Linked DNA regions of Homo sapiens: region 1 is linked to region 2. Evidence: chromatin loops called from intact Hi-C (ENCODE). Cell type or tissue: mammary epithelial cell. All regions are shown on one strand. Each heading gives the region's core, and the rest is flanking DNA. Links, peaks and the distances in the headings are about the cores only. Region 1 overlaps DIS3L2 (DIS3 like 3'-5' exoribonuclease 2). Region 2 overlaps DIS3L2 (DIS3 like 3'-5' exoribonuclease 2).

Evidence for each region. Hi-C counts contacts between places; a loop is a spot of excess contacts. Peaks named below come from ENCODE experiments on the same cell type or tissue, not always from the same donor. Only the 100,000 strongest peaks of a DNase experiment are listed, where the experiment ranks them.
Region 1: a loop joins it to region 2, with 1.9 times the contacts of the local background. A loop is called at or near these places in 1 of 110 quality-filtered maps.

Annotation. Positions count from the first base shown.
Region 1 is chr2:232,055,828-232,068,033 of GRCh38, forward strand. All of the region lies in intron 5 of DIS3L2 (DIS3 like 3'-5' exoribonuclease 2), which reads left to right. Among named protein-coding and RNA genes, the nearest start is that of DIS3L2, 100 kb to the left of the region's middle. In mammary epithelial cell, for the core only: no CTCF peak of the experiment used is centred there; a DNase peak (open chromatin) is centred at 5,634; H3K4me3 peaks cover 365 bases.
Region 2 is chr2:232,209,802-232,222,007 of GRCh38, forward strand. DIS3L2 (DIS3 like 3'-5' exoribonuclease 2) reads left to right here. Exons shown (of 21, transcript NM_152383.5): 10 at 525-604. Among named protein-coding and RNA genes, the nearest start is that of MIR562, 43 kb to the left of the region's middle. In mammary epithelial cell, for the core only: no CTCF peak of the experiment used is centred there; no DNase peak of the experiment used is centred there.

The DNA of each region.
Region 1 (12,206 bases), core at 2,935-7,934, 150 kb before region 2:
CTTGATTATGATAAAGGGAACAGTGCACTGCAGTGGAGGAAAGAATGCTCTTTTCAACAAGTGGTGCAAGGCTGATTGGCTACCCACTTGGAGAAAAAGGATGTTGACCTTTATTTCATACCATGCACAAAAATCAATTCTAGGTAGATAAAATAACTAAATGTGAAAGGTAGAACAGTAAAGCTTTTCAAGGAAAACATAATACCATATTTTCATGACTTTAGGGGCACCAAAAATTTCTTAAACAGGACACAAAAAATAGGCCAGGCGTGATGCCTTATACCTGTAATCCCAGCACTTTGGGAGGCTGAGGCAGGCAGATCACCTGAGGTCAGGAGTTGGAGACCAGCCTGGCCAACATGGTGAAACCCCGTTTCTACTAAAAATACGAAAATTAGCTGGGCCTGGTGGTGTGTGCCTGTAGTCACAGCTACTCAGGAGGCTGAGGCAGGACAATCGCTTGAACTTGGGAGGTGGAGGTGAGCTGAGATCATGCCACTGCACTCCAGACTGGGTGACAGAGCAAGACTCCATCTCAAAACAACAACAACAACAACAACAACAACAACAAACAAAAAACAGTAACCATGAAGGAGAAAAATTAATAGATTGGAGTACATTAAAGAACTCTTCAAAAATACCACAAGGAAAGTAAATATTAATCTGCACAGTGGGAGAAGATGTATGCAACCAGATATATATTCAACAAACGACTCCTAACTAGAATTTATAAAGAATTCCCTGACATAATTGAGAAAAAAAACAGACAACAAATAGAAAAATGGGAGAATGACTGATACAGGCTCTTCACAAAAAGCTATCCAAATGGCCAATGCACTTAGGAAAAGATTCTCAGCTTTATCAGTTATCAGGGAAACACAAATCAAAACCATAATGCAGTACTACTTCACATCTCCCTGAAGGGCTGAAATAAATAGGTAAACAATATTAAGAGTTGGTGAGGTGTAGAGTAACTGGAATTCTCATATACTGCTAGTGGGAATGTCAGTGTAGCTGCTTCAGAAAACTGCTTGGCATCATTTGCTAAAGCTGCTGCTATCTTGTGGCCCAGAATTTTCATTCCCAGGTATATGCCCAACAGTAATGGGTACATTTGTACACCAAAAAAATATGTCTAGGAATCTTCCTAGGAATATTATATAAAATAGCCCCAAACTGGAAACCATCCAAATCTCAATAGTAGAATGGATGTATTGTGGTATGTATATACAATAGAATACTGTACAGCAGAGAGAATGGATCAACTACAGCAATGTGCAGCAATTAAGTATGAATCTAATGGCCAAACACAAAACTGCTTATGGTTCTACTTATAAGCATAAAACTATAGTTTTATCAGGATATTATTTGTCTTTGAAGGGGCAATAATTGAAAGGGGCAAGAGAAGAACGTCTTGAGTATTGGTTCTGGCAGGCAGAATTGTAAGGTGGCCCTCAAGATTCTCCTCCTTAAATACACACACCATGTTTAATTCCATCATCTTGAGTGTGGGTGGGACCTGCGAATATGGTGGGGTATCCTTCCTATGAGCAAGTCGCAATTTTGGGCAGAGGTAAAGGGCTTTTGCAGATGTTATTGAAGTCCCTAATCAGCTGACTTTAAGTTAACCGTAAGAGAGATTATCTTTGTGGACCTGACCTCATCAGGTGAGCCCTTTAAAATAGCATCCAGGAGTTAGAGATTTTTCTTGCTGCCCTTGAAGAAACAAACTGCCAGGAGTTTTATAGCTCCAAGAAAACAAATTTTGCCGACAGCCACCCAGGCTTCCGTTAGGACCCTAATCGTTAAACCATAGATGAGATAGCAGCCCCAGCTGACAAACATCTTGATTACAGCCTTGAGATCACCACTAGAGAACCCAGCTAAGCCATACCGAGATACTCGACCCACAGAAGTTGTAAGATAATAAATGTGTCTTGTTTTAAACTGCTAAGTTTGTGGTAGGTTTTTGTGTCGCATAGAAAACTGACATACTAGTGAGACTCTGTTTCCTCATCTTGGTTAGTGTTGTATGTGGGCATTGTTTATTTTGTAAAAATTCATCATATTATGCATTTATGATTTGTGTATTTTTCTATATGTAATTAAAAATGAGTTATATTACCCAAAAGTGTTTACTTTAAAACAGGAGAAAAATTAATGGCATTCCTCTGTATTTCCTTTAACCAGTACACAAATATAATCAAATAGTTATGTTGTAATTGCAATGGTTAGTTTGAACACAAGCAGATTTGGTCACAAAATTAAGTTAAATATTTCTTCCCATAAGTGAACTCACCCTCTGTCCTTGCTCTCATTGACATGTCACTTATATTTTACATCTCCTCCTCCATGGTTTCACTATGAGAGTGGTAGAGTCTTGAAGCTGGAGATGTAATGATTTTTCACTTTCTTATTTCAAAATTGATGAAACTGGAATGTGCCTCAAGTTAAGTATTGAGTAGCAAAGCCAGTACCTCGGTTCTTGACGGCTCTAATTCTGTGCCCATTTCCTCTTATCATAGAGCTTCTGGAATCCAAAGGAAATACAAGCATTTTGGTAGTGGTTATGTCATAGATGTAGTTTGATCTGGGTGGAGGGTACTGAGTGGGGGAGTAACATTCTCTGTTTCTAATTAGAACTAGTAAGCTAATTTTGCAGGTTGTGGAAGGTGTAGGGGAAAGATTCGGTTAGCCACAAATGTCTACTATGCCTAACCTTTATGCTATGTACTGGGATGTCACTGTCACCAATTATCTTTGTTTTGAGTTTCTGTTTACCACACATGGCTTCCTGCGCTTCCAAATTTTCCCAGACTCATACTGCTTTACAGCCTTCCTCTTTCTTGAGTCAATAAGGAGTTAGATAATGCCCCTACTTTTCCCAGTGTGCACACAGAACTGGACTCTGTATATGTGTGAGTGGGTGTAAATCCAGGTTTAAGTCAGTCATTGATCGTGAAGAATCCTTGGGTTAAGGTTTCTACTGATTGAAATCCTGACTCAGTGATGTAAGAAAGCATTGCAGAATTAAATGTAACAATTATGGCAGGTAGATGCATCTAAACATGTTTGATTCATAAAGCATGTTTTTATTTGTGCCCATTTTCTTAAATGGTTTTATAACTTATGACTTATTTTTTTTCTTTTTTACATGCTGATCCTGAGTTCATAGTCTTGTATTTTGGAAAAGCTAGAAATATTAAAATAGTGCTTCTGGGGTAAAGCATCTGTCAGTATTTCCATTTTGGAATGCAATTTCAAAGGGTTTAGAAGTCAGCTGTAAAAATTTGTTCTTGGCTGATATTTTGTATACAAAAAGCTCTGCCCAGGATAATTTTCAGAAGAATTCTTGCAACAGCATAAACTGTAAGGTTATATGGCAGAACCAGCTTACATTGAACTCATTTTTTATGCTTCTATCAAAGTAGGGAAAAGATGAAAGCTTTTAAAATGATTCAAATAAAACAATATGAAATTTGTATTCTAGACTTATATGCTTAGAAAATTGTTGGTTTTAAAAGATACTCTACCACTGTACTATCACAAGGCTCGCCATTGGCTTAACTATCAAAAATAATAGCACCACCAAACCCAGCATAAGCCCTGAATCTTAGGTGACTTCAGAACAACTCTTTTTACAAATTTTTTAAAAAATAATTTCAACTTTTATTTTAGATTCCGGGAGTACATGTGCAGGTTTGTTACCTGACTATATTGTGTGATGCTGAGGTATGGGGTATGACTGATCCTGTCACCCAAGTATTGAACATAGTACCCAGTAGTTTTTCAACTCTTGCCCCTATCCCTTCCTTCCTCCTCTGGGAGTCCCCAGTGTCTGTTGCTGTCTTTATTTCCCTGAGTACCCATTGTTTAGCCCCCACTTATAAGTGAGAACATGTGGTATTTGGTTTTTTGTTCCTGAGCTAATTTACTTAGGATAGTGGCCTCCAACTTCATTCATGGTGCTGGAAAGGACGTGATTTCATTCTTTTTTAATGGCTGCATGGTATTCCATGGTATATGTGTACCACATTTTCTTTATCCAGTCCAATATTGGACTGGGCACCTAGGTTGATTCTATGTCTTTCCTATTGTGTATAGTGCTGCAATGAACATATGAGTGCATGTATCTTTCTGGTAGAACAATTTATTTTCTTTTGGATGTATACCCAGTAGTGGCATTGCTGAGATTTTTTTTCTATAGAGTTGTTTGAACTCCTTATACATTCTGGTTGTTAATCCCTTGTCAGCCATCTGTAAAGGGATATCTGCGAAATAGTTTGCAGATATTTTCTCCATTTTGTGGGTTGTCTCCTCACTTTCTCCATTTTGTGGGTTTTTTTCCATTTTGTGGGTTGTCTCTTCATTTTGTTGATTGTTTCCTTTGCCGTGCAGTTTTTTAACTTGATGTGATCCCATTTGTCCGTTTTTGCTTTGGTCGCCTGTGCTTGTAGGGTATCGCTCAAGAAGTCTTTGCCCACTCCAATGTCTTGGAGAGTTTCTTCAGTGTTTTCTTTTAGTAGTTTAATAGTTTGAGGTCTTAGATTTAAGTTTTTAATCCATTTTGATGTGATTTTTGTATATGGCAAAAGATTGGGCTCTAATTTTATTCTTCTGCATTTAGATAACCAGTTTTCCCAGCACCATTTATTGAAGAAAGTGGGTTCTCTATTCTGTTCTCTATGTGTCTGTTTTTATGCCAGTATCATACTGTTTTGGTTACTATAGCTCTGTAGTATAATTTGAAGTCTGGTAGAATGTGACTTTTCCAGTTTCGTTCCTTTTGCTCAGGATAGCTTTGGCTATTCTGGTCTTTTATGGCTTCATATAAATTTGAAGATTTTTTTCTATTTATATGAAGAATATCATTGGTATTTTGTTAGGTATTGCATTGAATCTATAGATTGCTTTGGGTAGTATGGACATTTTAACATTATTAATTCTTCCAACCAATGAGCATGGAATATCTTTCCATTTTTTGTGTGTCTTTTTCAATTTCTATCATCAGTGTTTTATAATATTTATTGCAGATGTCTTTTATTTCTTTGGTTAAGCTAATTTCAAGGTATTTAATTTTATTTGTAGCTATTATAAATGTAATTACTTTCTTGATTTATTTTTCAGATTGTTCTGTGTTGGCATAGAGAAATGCTGCTGTATGTTGATTTTGTATCATGAAACTTTACTGAAATTGTTTATTAGCTCTAATAGTTTTTTGGTGGTTTTTAGGTTTTTCCAAATATAAGATCATATTATCTGCAAACAAGAATACTTTGACTTCTTCCTTTCCAATTTGGATACCCTTTGTTTCTTTCTCTTGTCTGATTGCTCTAGCTAGGACTTCCCGAGCAACTTATTTAAGAACAGATTTTAGCAGCTCATTTTGAAAGCAGCATTTGGGGCTGCTCAGGGACTGTGTAACTCTAAAGAGACTCTTTTGTCTCTTTTTCCTAGTTGATGAAAAATAGCTTTCTGTTTGTTACCTGGCTTAGGTGTCCTCAAAGAAAGTAAGAAGGGAAAGCAAAGACATGTTTCTTGCGTGATTGGAGACTTAGTCCGTGAAGCTGGAGAGCTTCTTGTTAATGTAACTTTCTTCCCAAATCTTTGGGCAGGTCTTAGCTTGAAAAGATCAACCACAATGAAGATAAGCTCCCTGCTTTTATGTTATTGTGAGCACACGTACACGTATAGTTCTACTGCATTTTACAGCTTGTGGCCAGGTTTTTTTCTTCTTATTGTCTACTTTTTCTTCAACATTCAATCTCATAAGCAGATTGCCTCCAGGATAATTTTATATGTGGCAGCCAGTCTAGCCTCAGAGTTGGCAATACCTTCCTCTATTGTATTACTTCTGACCCATGGAAGTGCAGTTCATGTGCAGAGAGCCTACAGGGAACATTTGAAGTCTTGTTGGTCTGAAATGAAACATGACTTTATGTGAAATGTGAATTAGAAATGATGTTGGGTTATATACAGTTACTCAGAAATAAAGTCTCCATGGTGGAGAAGGAACTACCTCATTAAGGACATGCTTCTTTCCCTCACCACTCCTTATTCTTCAAGGTGCTGATGCTGTACCACACTTGGGCCCAAACAAGGTTAAAACGGCAACAGCCCTTTGGTTTATAAAGCTAAACAACTTTTCTTTCTTTGTAAAAGAAAACAACTTCTTTAGACAGATATATTTTTTTAAAATTAGGTCATTACTTATTCAGAGATCATAGGAAATTTGCTTCCAGAGTCATCCTGTTCAGCTACGGGGCGGGCTGGGTTGGGGGGCCGCTATGCCGAGATGAAGGAAAGTCGGCCTTGGCTTCAGAGGTGGATGCATGTTGCTTTCTCTGGAGTCATCTCAGCTGAGAGGCAGCTTCTCCATCCTTGCCTGGTCTAGTTTTAGGTGGCTTATTCTAGAGACAGGCATTCATGTTGTCATGATCCACTAGAAGCTCGAGGCTGGAATCTTAGGTGTGGAAGTGATAGTAGGCCTCTTGAAGGGAGAGAAGGCACTACCACACCACTGAGTGAATGTTTGAATTCACAGTTCCTGGAAAGTGGGTATGTTTAGTATAGAGATGCTCTTTGGGAAAGAGCAGATTATTTTGCTTCTCAGAGGGGTAATCAATTACTATAATTATTTATTGAAGAGTAATGTACTACTATCATTATTGTTCAAACTGCCCCTGATCTGACCAGTGGTAGCCCCCCAAGTTGATCTCTGTGCCATTTGGACATGTCCTCATCGTTCTTTGAACACTTGTTTATTTCCTGGTGATGTTCCCACCTCATCCTGTAACTTTCTCTTTGCTATCCCTCGAATCAGCCATTTTTTCTAAGACTCCCTAGTTCCTTTTAATGGAGATATCCAGACTCTCCCAAGCCCTCTTAATGAACAGAAACTAGGAAAGACATGTATGTATCTCCCCTCCTTCCCTCCTTTCTTCCTTCCTGCCTTCCTATCAGCCTGCCTGCGTGCCTGCCTTACCTATCTTACCTACCCTATCTTCATCTATCTATCTGTGTCTCTCTCTCCTTTCCCTTCCTTCCCTTCCTTCCTTCCTTTTCACATGGATATCTCCAATTCTAACACAACACCATAGGGTTTGTTCTGGTTTCCCCCTTCCCACATTTGTACCCCCTTTCTTTGACAGTGAGAAACCTGGCTCTTACTGTTCACATTATATTTACTTTTTTGCTCATTCCTGTTTGTAACTAATCTATTTCCATTGCTTGTCTTCTGTATCACTAGGTCACCTGCTTCACTCCAGGCTTCAGTCCTTGCTAGGCTCCTGCTTCCTCACTCAGGGCCTGGCTCCTTGCTCCCACCTCCCCATCCCCATTGCACCATGTTATTTTTGAACATGGTTCCTTTGAAAGTTGGAGGTTCTAGCTTTTCTATGTAAAGTCCTATAGCCAGTTGATCAATGGCACTTAGTATACAAGAACCTCAACTCTACTTGTGTTTAGAATGTTATAACATTTCTATTTTGATTTCTTTCTTGATGGCTATCTTTCTTTTAAGCATCAAGTTGAGAAAAAAAGAAACTGTGTATGTGTGCATGTGTGTATGTGCCTGTGCGTTTTAAGGTACATACGAATGACATTTAAGGCCCTCCTTGGCAAGGATGAGCTCATTCTTCCTTAGTGGATTTTTTGTTTTTTTTGTGCCTCTTCAGAAGCTTCCAGCTGCAGTGACACCTGTCTACTTTCTGTTCTGCAAACATGCCTACTTCTTGAACTTTTTAAACTATGACATCTTTTTTCATCACTATCCATTCTCATGACCTATGCTGCATTCTGCCATGTTAATTAAGTCTTTCCTTCGTCATCTCACAGGAAGCAAGACACTGCCTTCATTTCCTAAAGCTTATACCATTTGATTGATGATTGCTTCTGCTTGAAGATAGTTAGGGATGTGCTTTGTGGGTGTACTTATTTCTAGGTGTTGATAGGCCAATACTAGCGATGTGGTTTTCGAAAATGCCTTATTAACTGAAGCGTCACCTCACTGTAAGTGGGAGTAATTTGATGCCTAATAGATGCTCTGCACATTACAAAATTTTGATAAATATTTCTTGGATTTTAAGTTTTATCAGAATAAAAAATATTTGATACCTTTAGATCATAACCTTGGCTTGTAGTTTGGGTGTTTTTATGGAGTTTTGCACTTTTCCTGTGTATAGATGCTGAGTTTGCTTGGCTTTGGTATAAAAAAAAATTTATTTGGTTCATATAGTCTTTTTGCTCAGGTTTATTGAAGTATAATTTACATATAGTAAAAAATCACTCCCTTTAAGTGTCCGGTTCTATGAATTAAAATCTTGTGTAACCATCACCATAATGAAGATAGAAAAGCATTCTTTACTCCCGAAAATTCCTTTGTATCCCTTTTAAGTCAACATTTCCCCTCATCCCACAGCCCCTGCCAACCACTGATCTGTTTTGCATCCCTGTGGATTTACCTTTTCCAGAATGTCATATAAATGGAATAATTTTGAGTCTGGCTTTTTTCTATTAGCGTGCGCATGTGAAATTTATCCATGTTGTTCACTGTTGCCGACTAGTATTCCATTGTATAGATGTTTCAGAGTTTGTTTACCTCTTCACCAGTTGAAGGACATTTTGGTTGTTTTCAGTTTTTGATGATTAAGAACAATGCCCCTGTGAACACTGCTGTACACATCATCGTAAGAACATATGCTTTTATTTCTCTTGGTTAAGTAGGTACCTGGATGTGGAATTGCTGGATCATATGGTAAGCATATGTTTATCTTTATACGAAATTATGAAGTGGTTTTCCAAAGTAGCTGTACCATTTCTCACTCCCATGAAAAATATATGAGAGATTCAGTTTCTTTACATCCTCACCACCACATATTATAATTATAGCCATTCTGGTGGATGTATAGTGTTATCTCCTTTGTTATTGTTTGTTATATTTTGCTTTGAATTTCCCTGATGACAAAATGATGCTGAGTATTTTTTGTATTTACACCCATTAATATATATGTTATTCTCTGATGTGTCTGTGTAAGTCTTTTATACATTTTTGGCTTTCATTTTAATGAATTGTAAGAGTTCTTTATATAATGTGGACAAAAGTCCTTTGCTACACAAATTTCTGAAGGGTACCTTTTGCAGAGCAGAAGTTTTAAATTATGGTGAAATCCAATTTATCAAAATTTTTAATGAGTTATGCCTTTGGTTTCCTATCTAATATATCTCTGTCTATCCCAAAGTTGCAAAGATTTCTCCTTTTCTTCTTTCTTCTTAAAATTGTGGTAAGAACACTTAACTTGATCTACCCTCTTACCAAAGTTTTAAGTGCATGGTATTTTTAAGTATGCATGATGCTGTGCAGCAGATCTCTAGAACTTAATTCATTTTATACAACTGGAACTTTATATTCATTGACCAGCAGCTCCCATTTCTTTTTCCCCCCAGCTCCTGGCAACCACCATTCTACTCTGTTTCTGCAAGTCTCTTTTTTTTCCTTATAAAAGGTTTATAGTAGTTTGAATTTTCACTTTTTGGTCTATTGTCCATTTCAAGTTAATTTTTATATATAGTGTGAAGTGAGGGCTGAATTTCATCTTTCTCCTGTGGATATCTACTTATTTTAGCACATTTGTTTAAAAGACTCCTTTCCCTATTGAATTACCATGACATCTTTATTGAAAATCAATTTACTATATAAATGTGATTCTATTTCTAGGCTCTATATTCTGTTCCATTAATCTATTTATCTATCCTTCCTTAATTACTGTAGCTTTGTAGTAAGCCTTAATATTTAGTGGTATTTGTTTTTCAAAATTCTTTTGACTCTTTGGGCTCCTGTGTATATTGATGGGAAATTTAGAATTGACTTTATCTACTTCTATGCATAAAGCCTATTTGGATTGCATTGAGTCTGTAGATCAATTTGGGGTCCAAATGGCATAGATTGGAGTTGTCTAATCCATGAACAGATATTTATCTCCATTTATTTAGGTCTTCTTTAATTTCTTTTGACAGGATTTTGTAGTTTTCAGTGTATAAGTTTTGCATATATTTTGTTAGATTTCTTACTAAATCATTCATGTTTTTGATACTATGATAATTGAAATTATCCCCTTAATTTTATTTTCCAGTTGTTCATATCTAGTATATAGAAATTGACTTTTGTATATGTATATGTATATATTTTTTATAATGTCCTGCAACCTAGTTATTAGTTTTAGTACATCTTTAAAGATTCTGTAGGATTTTCTGCATATATATTGTCTGTGAATAAAGGCTGTTTTATGTTTTCTGTTCTAATCTATATGCCTTTTAGTTTTTTCATGCTTTACAAGAAACCTTCACTATGATGTTGAACACAAGTAGTGAGATATTCTTGCCTTGTTCTTGATCTTATGAGGAAAGCCCTCTATCTTTCTCATTAATTATGTTAGTTTTAGGTTTTTCATAGATGCCCTTTATCAAGCTGAGGAAATATCCTTATAGTCTTAGTGGAATTTTCATCATGAATAGAAGTTGAATTATGTCAAATGTGTGTATTGAGATGACTATACAGATTCTTTTCTTTTTCCTGTTAACATGTTGAATTACAGGGATTGATTTTAAAATGTTAAATTAGGTTTTTATTCATTGGTTTGGTTTGCTAATAATTTGTTGACAGATCTAACATGTGTCCTCATCAGGATTATTAACTTGTGACTTACTGGTATTATTATGTCTTTGGTTTTGGTATCAGGGTAATAATACTGGTCTCATAAAGTGAGTTGGGAAATGTTTCCTCTTCCCCTATATTTTGAGAGAGTATGATAGGGTTGGTATTTCCTTTTTAAGTATTTGATAAAATTTACTAGTGAAGGCATATGGGCTTAGAGTATTCTTTTCTAGTGGGTTTTTAATTACAGTTTAAATTTCTTTATTGATATAGAGTGTGATGGTTTTAAACATGACCCAACATTTTTTTTGACATTCCTATTATTGATAACAGATACTAAAGGCTTTTAAATTTTTCTGTTTCTTCTTGTATCTGTCTTGGTAATTTGTTTCATTTAGGGGACTTATTCATTTCATCTAATTTGTAGACTGTATCGGCATAAAGCTGTTCATAATATTCTTTTACTGTCCTTTTAATGTCTGTAAGATTTTTAATGATTGCCCCTCTTTAATTTCTGAAATATTATTGGTAATCATGTGCCTTATTTTTCTTTTTTCTTTATCATTCTAGTGGAAGATTTTATCAATCTTTTCATGTAATAACTTTTGGTTGCATTCATTTTCTCTAGTTTTTGGTCTGATTTTCTATTTCATTGATTTTCTCTCTTAAATTTACTGTATCTTTCCTTCCACTTATTTTGGGTTAAATTAGCTTCTTATACTTCCCACCTCCAGACTTTTGAAGGTGAAGCTTGGCTAATTGATTTAGTCCCTTTTTCCCATTAGAAGCACTTAGAGCTATATCATTTTCTCTAGACGCTACTTTACATGCATTGCACACATGTTAGCGTGTTGTATTTTTATTATTCAGTTCAAAATAAGTTAAAGTTTTCTTTGTATTTTTTTCTTTGACCCATTCTTTATTTTCAGGTGTATAGGTGAATATTCAAATACTTAGGAACTTTTCTAGAATATCATACTACTATTCATTTCTAATTTAATTGTGTTATAGTCAGAGGGCATACTCTGCAAGATATCAAGCTCTTGAAACCTACAGAAATTCATGTGGCTCAGCATATGGTCTATTGTGGTAAACATTCTCTGTGCACTTGAACTTATATCTGCAGTTGTTCAGTGTTATGCTCTGTAAAGGCCACTTAGGTTACAGCTGCTTGCATTGTTCAGGGCTTCTGTTTCCTTACTGGTTTTTGTCTTACTTTATTTAATTGTGAAAATATCTATGATTGGGGATTTGTTTATGTCTCCTTTTACTTTTGTCAGTTTTTGCTTTATGTGGTTTAAAGCTTTTTTATTAGGTGCATATACATTTGTAATCATTATATTTTACTAATACAGTGCCGCTTATCAACATAAAGTGTTCCTCTTTTTCCCTGGTAATGCCTTTTTTCTTGAATCACTGTGTCTAATATTAATATGGGAATGTTTTCAAAGATGGGAGGTAATAGAGAACATTTGTGTGCTGATATGAGAAAGATTTACCATAGAGAGGGAGAGGCAATGAGATGGGGAGAGAAGGATTATCCAAGGAGCAAAAC
Region 2 (12,206 bases), core at 2,437-7,436:
GGTATGAGCTTGGTTGAAATATATAATTATTCTGTGGAAACAAACTGTGATTTGTGCTGTTTCCAGGTAGACTTCTATTATGGTTAACTCTACGGCCCAAAGTTTTTTTGCGAAGCTTATTGTTGGGTCCCATCCCCCTGTATCACAAGTCACTGGAGAAGGATATTTTACCAAAGTGTAAATTGAAGAGTAATTTACCAAAGTAACTTGCCCCTCTTGTTGGCCAACTCTTCTTGAGAAGCCTCGTTCATGGAAGCAGCCTGATTTTCACCCACTCACATCTCTTCTGGCTTGGGGTGAAGGAGAAGTAGGTGCCAGTTCACACAGAGGAAGAGAAAGTCACTCACCCATTTGTCTCTTCTCAGTCTCACATTTAACTAAAGATCTCATTCTCGTAGAAGTTATTTTTCACTTTCCCTAACAGAGCACATATGCAAAATTCACTGTTCTTTAAAGCTGTACTATGGTGGGGTAAAGTTGCTATTATTTGTGGCATTGCTAATTGTTTCTTCACTCTTTCCTAGAAAAGACTGTATCTTCACCATTGACCCATCAACCGCCCGAGACCTCGATGATGCCCTCTCCTGCAAGCCACTCGCTGACGGTAGGATGGAAATTTCTATAGCATCTTGGGTAGCAGGCAGTCTGCATGCCTGTGTGGTTAGCCTGGCTGCCCTGTGCTGCCTAGGCAGCATACTGTGCAAGGCTAGGTTTGCTTCGTGCCTGAACTTGCCATAGGCCTCTGAGCCTTTACAACTATGTGACCTTAAGATTGTGTTCCTGTGGTGACATTGGTGAGGGTGAGAATGAGAAATGTCCTCCCACTAGACTCTTCTTGGGCTTCAGAAGGGGCAACAGTGAGTGCTAAAGAATGAATTCCAAGCCTTGGCCCTTCAGATGGTTCCAGTGTTGGTGTAAGGTATCACAGAAAGAAAGCTTGTAAGGGCTCTGCTTGGGAGAGACATAGGGTTCTTTACCTGAATTTAACACCAAATAACGTGATTGAAGGGGTACTCTTCAAAGGCATGCTTCTCGGTGGGTAGCAGGAACACCTTCCCTGAGAACTGCCTCTCTAGGGCTGAGCTGGAGAAGCTTGGGCTACTCCCAGTAGGTTTTCATCTATCCAGCAAGTTGAGAAAGGCAAACTGATAAGGGCTCTTTAAACATTCTTTTGGGATGTTACTGAGCAGGTAAAAGTGGGATTGAGGCTAGTTGTCTTTGGAAATTATAGTTGGAGGAAGGGAATGCAGCAATTGACTCTCAAAGAAAAAATGTGTAGGATATGAGAAAAGTGAACCCTTCCAATCCCTCCTCCTCCTCCACCTCCCCCTCTCCCCCTCCCTTCCCCTCCCCTCCTCTTCTCAACAGAGTCCCACTCTTTTGCCCAGGCTGGAGTGTAGTGGCATGATCATAGCTCACTGCAGCCTCAATCTTCCAAGCTCAGGTGATCTTCCCACCTCAGCCTCTCAAGTAGCTGAGACTACAGGTGTGTGCCACCAAGCCTGGCTAATATTTTGTATTTGTGGTAGAGATGGGGTTTCACCATGTTGTCCAGGCTGGTCTTGAACTCCTGGGCTCAAGTGATCCATCCACCTCAGCTTCCCAAAGTTCTGGCATCACAGGCGTCAACCACCATGCCCAGCACCCCCAATCCCTTTTCTAATGCCCCAGATGTGCTGCTTCTAGTTTTTACCTACTTCTTGCCCCTCTCTAGGGTGGCTTCTGGGTGACTGCTTTGGCTTTGGTCATCCTCAGAGATGGCCTTGGCACTAACATGGCCTTTGACATTTGCCCAATGTGGACATCCACCCTTGCAGTTTCAGTCTGCCACCAAGCGTTGATGGCCTAGTGGCCTAGTGTTTTAAAACATTGCAAAGATGTTCATATTTCCCACTGACACAGAACGCCGTAGGTTCAGTATGTAATCTCTTCTCTACTATAATAGATGGGGAAGCTTAGTAGATAGAAGGCTGAGAGATAGAAGACATTGCCTAAGACTGGTTTTATCTTCCTTGAAACTATGGGCAAGATTGCTCAATATTTTCTTTTTAAAAATTAATTAATTAATCGATTTTTAGAGACAGAGTATCACTCTGTCACACAGGCTGGAATGCAGTGGCTCATTGCAGCCTTGAACTCCCAAGCTCAAGCAGTCTTCCTGCCTGGGCCTCCCAAAGCACGAGCCACTATGGGATTACAAGCACGAGCCACTGTGCTGAGCCTCAATATTTTCAACTAAAGAAAACTGAAAGAAACAAGAGAAAAGGTCCCCTGGAAATTTTAGAGAAATTATATCTTTTTAAAATCCAAAATTGAAGCAGCCTACTTCAAAAAGCAAGTACTGGCTTGATTTCTTACATTCTTAGCAATCTCTGTTGCATGCAGAGGCTTAGGCATACCTGCTCGGCATATAGACACCACTTCCCTGAGCCACAGTGTGGAAAGTGCCCCTAGGCTGAAAGCCAGGTGACCGTGGACCTCATTCCTCATATTTGCCTTACCTCTAGGTTCACACCTCTACTGTTTGTGTAATGCTTAGACACAATTGCTTCATTTGTTTTGTCCATTTTCATAGTTGATAATAGCAGACGGATACATCTACTACCTGTTCCTCTGTCTCAGCTGGCCTGGAACCCTGCACCTTGCAGGGTCTCCAGGGAGCAGGCACATGTCCTGCCGTACTCACTGCATACACTGTGGTTTTATGTCTAGGGCCCAAGTGTGTCAGCAGAGGTTTCATAAAGGAAGTGGTCAAAGATATGATAGGAAAGATAGATTGGGGACAAACTCGGGACAAATTTTCAGACCAAATAGTGTTTTTTGTTTGTTGGACAATGGAAAGGCAAGCAGATGTTGTTCAGCAAGAGAGCATTCAAAAAGAGGAAAATAATTTAGCATTGCAAGGAAAAGGAGAGAAACTAGAGGCTGGGGAATGAGTCAGAGAAATATTGCAATAGTTGTGGACCTGGACTAGATGGTAGCAAAATCAATAGGGGGGGTTGGAGTGGGAAGGACAGATGTGAGAAAGGGATAATGACAGAAGAATCTATGGAAATGAATGTTGGGGTTGAGGGAGAGGAGTCCAAGATGGTGCCAAGGTTTCAACCTGGATGACTGGGAGATGGAACCCATAAGTTAGAAATGGGAATCAGGAGTACAAGCTGGTTTGGGAGAGAGTATGTTGGCATGGAGTTGTCTGTCTGATGTTATTTATGTTAGTTGCTGCAAATTCTTTGTAGGGGAGCTGAGGTGTGTATAAACAAGCTAAATAGATGCAGTCCGTGGAACTATATACAAAGAGCCCGGGAGGAGAGGAAGCAATGCACCAAAATGCAGTGATTTCATTCGAATGATGGGATCATAAGTGATTTTTTTTCCTTTCTCTAGTTCCCAAATTTTTATAATGTGGCAATAATAGTTGTATAATGAAAAAATTTTGTAATACAAAAATATTATGAGGTGCCAGAAATCACAGGCCGCTCAGTAGCCTACTGCACCAGGTGATCAGATACCTTCCATCCACTTAGTTTTTCTTGCATTCCTGAGGAGCAGTTTGGCAGAGCAGCAGGAAAAGGACATGGAAAAGGAGTCAGGGAAGACTCTGAAACGGCCTGAGTTGGTCAGGCAAACAGTTTTATGGTGGCACTTCTACAGTTGGCCTTTGTGACAACAGTTTCTGCCAGGGCCATTTATCCAAGGAGTTGAAAAGGGAAAGTCAATTCCAGTTTGGATTGGGGTGAGGTTGGCTAAGTTCAGGTTGAGGTAGTTACCAGTTCATGTCAATTCTTGCTTAGGGGGAAAAATGTTCAATGCTTCAAAAAACAAATAGTGTTTTCTCGGTCTATTTATATCATCTGTAGTTTTTTTTTTTTTTTTTTTTTTTTAAGTGTAAAGTTTAACTTTCCTTTGGTTTCATTAAAATTATCTGAATGACCATTCTGTGAAAAGCAGACAAATATAACATACCTAGTCCTTACTTTCCCTTTTGGTAGAGTTCAGATGTACTCCCAGGACTTGTTACCAGTGTCTGTCAGGTGAGACACTCCAGTGATCAATTCAGCAAATCACAGTGACCACCTGTCTACCAATAGATCATAATTAGGTTGCAGGCGGAGGAGAGGGTGCCACCTATCTTCATGAAATCTCAGCTTGGAAGGGATTCTACTGGTTTCCAACCTGGTAATTCTCCACTTTTCTTATCCTAAAAACACACTTCAGGAGAACACTCCCATGAGCATTACCCAGCAATGTAGAGTTTTTCACCTTTGTTCAAGAAAATATTTAGTAATGTAAGTGAATAGGAGTGGCGTTATAGTGATAACCCAGAATCTGGAGACAGTAAATCGTGTGCCTCAGTGTTTTATTATTGTACAGATCACTTGCAGCATACCTCACAGCTGACCTCAACGCTGAAGTGTGGGAATGCCACAGTTGTCAGATCACTCTCTGGTTTTCGAATTACCTCCACTGCATCCACTTATGGAATGTCCAGACTGCATTTGAACTTTCTACCTTAGAGGCAATTCATTCTGCCTTAAGATTGCTTGACTATTAGGAAATCCTTCCCTGTAATGATCTGAAACAGTGCTCTCTTCCTGTAATTTTCCACTCATTAGTCCCATTTATGCCTCTCGGGCCCCTATAGAACAAATCTAGTGTCTCATTTGACAACCTATCAGTTACTAGATAACAGTTATCATGTGTCTTCTGAGTCAAAAATTCTCAACTTAGCATCCTAAATATTCTTTGGTGTCCAGTGGGTTATGAGGTGTGAGCCCATCTCCCATGTCATGGAGTCACTTCTGCTTTTATGAAGTCTGAAGTACATGGCTACCTGTATCCAGACTGCGCCTCCCTGGCTATCAGGGCCTACTCTCTCCTTGCCAGTTCCTCCTTATTGGGCAGGACTGGGTTCAGAGTAACAGCTACCCATTCTGTTCAATTAGTCAAGCATTGTGGCTTTGCCTTAGTCTCTGAGGGAAAATTGTCAGCCTGACAAGCTAGGACCTTTATTCGCTTTTCGTTGATTCAGGCTCCCAGCAGATCCTGCAGGAAATTGAACTTCACTTCTCCAGCATCTTGTTTCTCTAAAGTTGTATTCTCTAACATGTACTCTGCTGTTGAACTTACAGGGTTACCCTAGCCCGGCCTTAGAAATGAATGAATGGGAATGGGGAATGATGGTTAATGGGTTTCAGTTTCTTTTTGGGTGACGAAAATGTTCTGGAATTAGATAATTGATAGTTGCACAACTTTGTGGACATACCAAAAACCACTAGGGGAAAAGGAGTGAATGAATAAATGAATGAGAAGAAATAAACATATCCACTTATCCTTGAGGCTTTCTGGAAATTGGAGTTTACACCTTAACCACAGTTTAGCAGAGGTCTTTATGGAATGCCCAGCTGGCTATCATAGTCACATCCCTCGTGTCCATCTCTCCTCCTTGCTGCTTTCCTCTCTGAACCATGAAACTACAGCCCCGGGTGCACAGCCCTCTGCTCTGCTGCCCGCTCACATTTCCCATCCCCACAGAGTGCAGCCCTCTGACTCAAAAAAAGAAGGGTCTGTCCCACTATCTGCATAGAAAATATTTGGTTAAGTTAGAACAGCATCCAGCCTAAGGGGCCTCTGGGGTGGACATTACCTACTGTGCTCAAGGAAGCACCAGTCTTCCTGCCTGGATTGTCTCTGCAGCCTGCCTGGTTGCATGACATTTTTTGGGGAGGATGGAGCAGACAGCTTTGTTCCTGGGAGCCCATAGCAATAAGGGAATAGAGTGAGAGTCTAGGAGCAGTGCCTGTAAGGATTTCAGAGAATTCCTAATAAACTCTCTGGCTCCCCAAATGGCTGTGTTTGTCACCTGCTGAGAATTTCCTATATTGACTGATCACCTTTGGAGGCAGTGAGGAAGTAGGAGCCAGAAATTCTTGTGTCCCCCTGTGTGCCAGGCTTTGGCTAGAAAACCTGAGGGATAGGATGGGGTGGTAGTTGTTTTAAAGAGCAAAGGGCTGAGATGAAGTCACTGGACCTGCTACTGGGAAGAAACGGGACATGTGAGAGCCCTGGGGCTTCTGAGTGAAAAGGTTCGTGCATGTCTCTAGCAGCCAGGCCAGACCCTCTTCCTGGGCTCTTTTCTCACCTCTGGGAAGACTCTTCCCCAGCAATCATTCACCCCAGCCCCTTTACATTTCCCTTTGCCCTGCTTCCTCCTCTTGCTGTACCACCTGAAGTCTCCCTCATCCTATAAAACCTTCCTGTACTCTGCTCCAGCTCTAGAACTTTCACTTGTGTCTGTCAGGACACCTTGGAAGAGTTGTCTTTACTTGCTGTTGCTTTCTCACTTCCCGTTGCTTTCTCACTTCCCGTGTATTCCTTATCCCTTTTACAGTGTGGCTTCAGAATGCTGGCTGCAACAGGTTGCCCCAGCCTCAGTTCACTAAGCATCTCTACAGCACTTGGCTCTTTAGTCTGCTATTCCTCCTTGAAATTCACTCACTCTTCCTTGGACTCAAAGGACCCTGCCTGCTCTTGGCTCTAAATGTGGGCTTTTCTTCTCCAGTCGCCTTTTTAACTCATCTTTCACTGCCCAGCCCTTCAGGCATCAGTGCCCCTCTCATGCTCTACAACCTTTGCACTTGGTGTCCCCTGTGCCTGGTTTCCCCTTTCCCTGCAAAGCCACATGGCTGACCTCTCCCTTTCAGGTTTGATTGGTCACCTTCTCCGTGAAGCCTCCCTAGCCATTCTGCCTCTGATTCCACCCCTCTCACCTAGCCACCTTTCCATTTTTTTTTTCTCACCACTCATCACTTGCTAACTAACATAGGTCAAAGGTGGCTTTTTTCTTTGCTTTTAAGATGCAAGATATTTGATATGTTTATGTTGAGAACTAGGAGATGACAGAGAAGGAAAAGTTGAAAACACAGGCATGAGAAGAGTTGATCGTTTTGCAGGGTCTTGAAGAAGAAGGTGGGAGATGAATCAGAGCATAAGTGGAAGGTAAGGCCAAGGAAGAACACCTCCTCTCCTCTCCCCTCCCCTCCCCTCCCCTCCCCTCTTTTGATGGAGTCTTGCTCTGTCGCCCAGGCTGGAGGGCAGTGGTGCAATCTCTGCACACTGCAACCTCCCCCTCCTGGGTTCAAGTGATTCTCCTTCCTCAGCCTCCCGAGTAGCCAGGACTACAGGCGCCTGCCACCACACCCGGCTAATTTTTGTATTTTTAGTAGAGATGGGGTTTCACCATATTGGCCAGGCTGGTCTTGAACTCCTGACTTTGTGATCCGCCTGCCTTGGCCTCCCAAAGTGCTGGGATTAAAGGTGTGAGCCACCGCGCCTGGCCACAACACCTCTTTCTATGAGACAGAGAGGCAAGACATAGTTGATGGGTCCCTGCTGATGAGGGATCACACCTGGCCATACCTGCTTCCACTGTGAAGTAGAAAGCCGAATGCTGCTGAGAGGGCTGACGGAGTGGTGAAGGAGATAGTCTGAGTGGGAAAAAACAACACAGACTGCCTTTCCCCTGCTGCCACCCTGCAACAATCAACACAGAAGACTGCTATGACCAAATACTTGGGTGCTTTTTTGCCATACACCAAGCAAGCAATTAGTTCTGCAGCATATGCCAGCAGGTTGTCCTCCAATTCAGTTCTGATATTCTCCGCCTGGAGATAGCATCAGATTCCAAAGATTGAGCACCTGGTCCCACAAGACTGCCTCACGCTTCTGATGCCAATTGCAGGCTCCAGGGTGGTTTACTGGTGATTCTGACTGACCAGCTATAAGTTTGGGATCCTGCAACCCCCTCCTTGAGTTTCATAAATTTGCTAGAGTGGCTCACGGAAAACTCAGGGAAACGCTTAAGTTTAGTGGTTTATTATAAAAGATATTGCAAAGGATCCAGATAAACAGTTGCCTAGGGCGAGGTATGGGGGAAGGGATGTGGAGCTTCCATGCCTTCCCCAGGCATGCCACCCTCCAGGAACCTGCATGTGTTCAGCTCTCCAGAACCTCTCTGAACCCTGTCCTATTGGGCCTTTTATGGAGGCTTCATTCGATAGGCATGATTGAAGCATGGACACCCATGTAGAAATGTGATTGGGCAAAAAGCGTTTGATCTCAGTGACAGACTGAATGGAGAAACCCAGCAAGGCCTGTGCAGATGCTTCTTGGCCTCTCTGTGCAGCATTCCCTCTTCCAGGATATAGGGCAGGACCCCTTTTAAAATGGAAGTCTTCCAACCCACAATCAGGCAAGGTAGGTCAGAGAACATTTTAATGGGAAGAGGGGAAGATTAGAGTCCTGCCTTGGGGAGAAAAAGAAGCGGGTGAAAGGAGGGCAGGAGAAAGTCAGAGAGATTCAGTGGCCTAAAGCTCTCCAACATTTTAACAAAAGACTGTAATAAGGGCTGTAGGAGTCATAAGCGAGGAACCGCGGATGAACACGCATGCTCACACACACATATATGTCCATGTCATGTGCACATCACAGATAGTATAGAGAACTGACCAGGAATCCATCAGACAAAGCATTGGCAAACACTGCTCAGGTATGTCTGGGTTTGAATCCTACAAAGTCTGGAGGATAATAAGATTTTTCTTCAGTAATTCTCAGCCTCCGAGGTGTGGGAACAGAGGTTGCAGTGATCCATTCTTGGAGGTTTCAGGCCGGGTGTGGTGGCTCACACCTGTAATCTTAGCACTTTGGGAGGCCGAGGTGGGAGGATCATTTGAGGCCAGGAGTTCAAGACCAAACTTGGGAGTTTCCTGGGAGGGAGAGCTGGAGGGGCAGCAGGACAAGGGTCCCTCTGAGCCTGTTTCTTCTCCGCCTCTTGCTTTTATGATGGCATCAGCTGGCGTCTAATCAACCAAGGTTTTACAAAGTAATCTTGGAATCACATTTGATTCCTTTTCCTCTCCAGACTGTTGTCATGGTCTTTTCAGTAATTTCCCTCCCTCCTCACTGTCTCCCGTCCACCTTGCTGTCTAGTTATCTTTCCTACGTGGCACGCACAAGGACCAGATCATGTAGCTTTTCTGTTTGAAAACCTGCTTGTACCTATGGGTTAGGTCTGCAGTTCTTTAGCAGACCTTTGTTACCAAAGCCCTGTAAGATGAGTCCTCAGCCTCCTCTCCTGCCACCCCACTTCCCAGCGCTGCTTCCCTTAACACACGCACAGTGGGGGCTGGTCACTGCAGGCTCTGCTGATCTCCTGTGCCCTTTCCTGCCTCCAGGCCTCTGCCTGCTCCTTTCCCTCTGCTTACAAGGTCTTGCCTCCCTGCCTCCTTCTGTCAGATGAAATCGCCTTCTAAGAACAACATAAACCTCCGCAGAACTTTCCTTTCCTCCTAGCAGAATGCATTGTTTCTGTTTCTCCTACCAGCAAGTATTCTTCATGTCTTGGATATAGCAATAACCATCATTACTTCTGGATTTAATTCCCTTTTTTGCTTATTTCCTAAGAGCAGGGTGTTCCTTGGATATCTCTACTTCCTGAGTACCTTGGATATCTCTACTTCCTGGTTGCTACCCTGCATTTTAAAATTGTTTGGTCTAGTCAGATCTAGCCAGGCAACCTATTGCATACCTTCAGTGTTTCACTCCTTTTTCTGGTTCTTGCCTTGCCCCTTTATTTCCATGTACTTCTGTCCTTGTTTTGTGGGTTGCCTGTGGGTTTATATCCTGACATATAAGTCTCATCCACTTTCTCTCCTAAAATAAGTCTGTTTCTTTGGAATTGGGCATACCTTTCCCTTATTCCATTCAAGTGTTTCACTCCATCTGTCATGTCTCAGTGGTACCTATAAGATCACTGGGTTTATCTTATGTTCATGCTGCTGTTACTTCAGCTCTGTGAATTGGCCCACGTGAGGCTCACTTCCTTCCTCTTATTTCCTTGCCAGGTGTCTTGCGTGGTCTGCACTGCTCTTCCCTTTTCATCCCTACAGGCTTCCACAGCAACTCATGTCTTCATTTTATCTTGTCATTTCCTCCACCTCCCTCCTGCCTGTATCCTTGCTATTTTCAAATTCAATAAGTGCTGATTTTCTGATAAAATTAACTTCCTGAATGAACCCTAACATGGTAGTAAAACAAAATTTGTGATCTAAAAGCCAAATGTTTTTTCCCTTTAGTTATATTGGCAAATAGTCTTACTAGTTAAGAAATGCCTTTAAACACCAAGTACAGTGCTAGCTGCAGTGGCTTACACCTATAATCCTAGCATTTTGGGAGACCAAGATAGGAGGCTCACTTAACGCCAAGAGTTCAAAACCAGCCTGAGCAACGTAGCAAAACCCAGTCTCTACAGAAAAATAAATAAATAAATAAATAAATAAATAAATAAATAAATAAATAAATAAGCTGGGCATAGTGATGTGCGTCTGTAGTCCTAGCCACGTGGGAGGCTGAGGTGGGAAGACCACTTGAGCCTGGGGGTTCAAGCCTGCAGTGAGCCAAGATGGCGCCACTGCACTCCAGGCTGGGCAATACAGTGAGGCTGTCTCTAACAACACCAAGTATCTCTTGGTGTTGTTAAATAATAAATAAATAAATAAACAAACAAACACCAAGTATCTCTTCAGTGGCAGTGCTCACCTATAAGTTGGGAGAAATAGAAATTTGAGGGCGGGGTGCGATGGATCATGCCTGTAATCCCAACACTTTAGGGAGGCCGAGGCGGGCAGATCACCAGGGCAAGATTCGAGACCAGCCTGACCAACATAGTGAAACCCCATGTCTACTAAAAATATAAAAATTAGCTGGGTGTGGTGGCACGCGCCTGTAATCCCAGCTACTTGGAAGGCTGAGGCAAGAGAATCGCTTGAACCCGGGAGGCATAGGTTGCAGTGAGCCAAGATCGCACCACTGCACTCCAGCATGGGTGACAAAGCGAGACTCCATCTAAAACAAAAGAAAAGAAATAGAAATTTGATAGTATAAAAATCTAAGTATTCCTTTGGTAGCAGATAGATCTTAATGCCATGTTGGTGAGACATTGGAAATTAGAGTTTATTTTTAGGCTGGGCATGGTGGCTCATTCCTGTAATCCCAGCACTTTGGGAGGCTGAGGCGGGTGGATCACCTGATGTCAGGAGTTGGAGACCAGCCTGGCCAACATGGAGAAACCCCGTCTCTACTAAAAAATACAAAATTAGCCGGTGTGCTGGCACATACCTGTAGTCCCAGCTACTCGGGAGGCTGAGGCAGGAGAATTGCTTGAATCCAGGAGGCGGAGGCTACAGTGAGCCAAGATCGTGCCACTGTGCTCCAGCCTGGGTGACAGAACAAGACTTCATCTCAAAAAAAAAAAAAAAAAAAAGTTTGTTTTTAATTTTCATCTCTTGGGAATGTAGTTGGGAGGTTAAATTGGTATATGGAGATAATGCCAAGGGACCGGAATTCAGAAATCAGGTGACAGTTTAAAAATGAAAGTCAACTTTATATGTAGATTTTAAGCATCGTTTTTTGTTAAATTAAATGGTGCATGTAGATCTTATTTTTAAGCTACATATGTTTATGTTTCCAGCAGCTAACAGATTAAACTTTCCTAATTAAATGTGAGGTGCTTCCCATGGTACAGTCTTCAATTTTCAGGAAGGGCATCCTTTTGAAATGCAGCATTTCAGGATTCAGCTCACTGAAGAGGATAAAATCTGCGCTTTGTATTTTAGAGGGGAACCCTGATCACTCATCAGTAGATCTTGGAAAAGAAAAATTCCAGCTGGGCACAGTGGCTCACACCTGTAATTCCAGCACTTTGGGAGACCAAGGCGGGTGGATCACCTGAGGTCAGGAGTTAGAGACCAGCCTGGCCAACATAGTGAAACCCTGTCTCTACTAAAAATACAAAAATTAGCTGGGCATGGCGGGCACCTGTAATCCCAGCTACTCAGGAGGCTGAGGTGGGAGAATCAGTTGAACCTGGGAGGTGGAGGTTGCAGTGAGCCGAGATCGCACCAGTGTACTCCAGCCGGGGTGACAAGAGTGAAACTCCGTCTCAAAAAAAGAAAAGAAAAATTCCACTTCAGGGCAATTTTCTGCTTGGATACATTTCTGGGTTTTGTCTCTGACATCTTCATGATGCCCAGTGCTTCGAATGCTGTTACTCCTATGTTCCTCTTCCATGCGAAGTCATTTCATTTCTTTTCTTTTTTTTTTGAGATGGAGTCTTGCTCTGTCACTCAGGCTGGAGTGTGGTGGTGTGA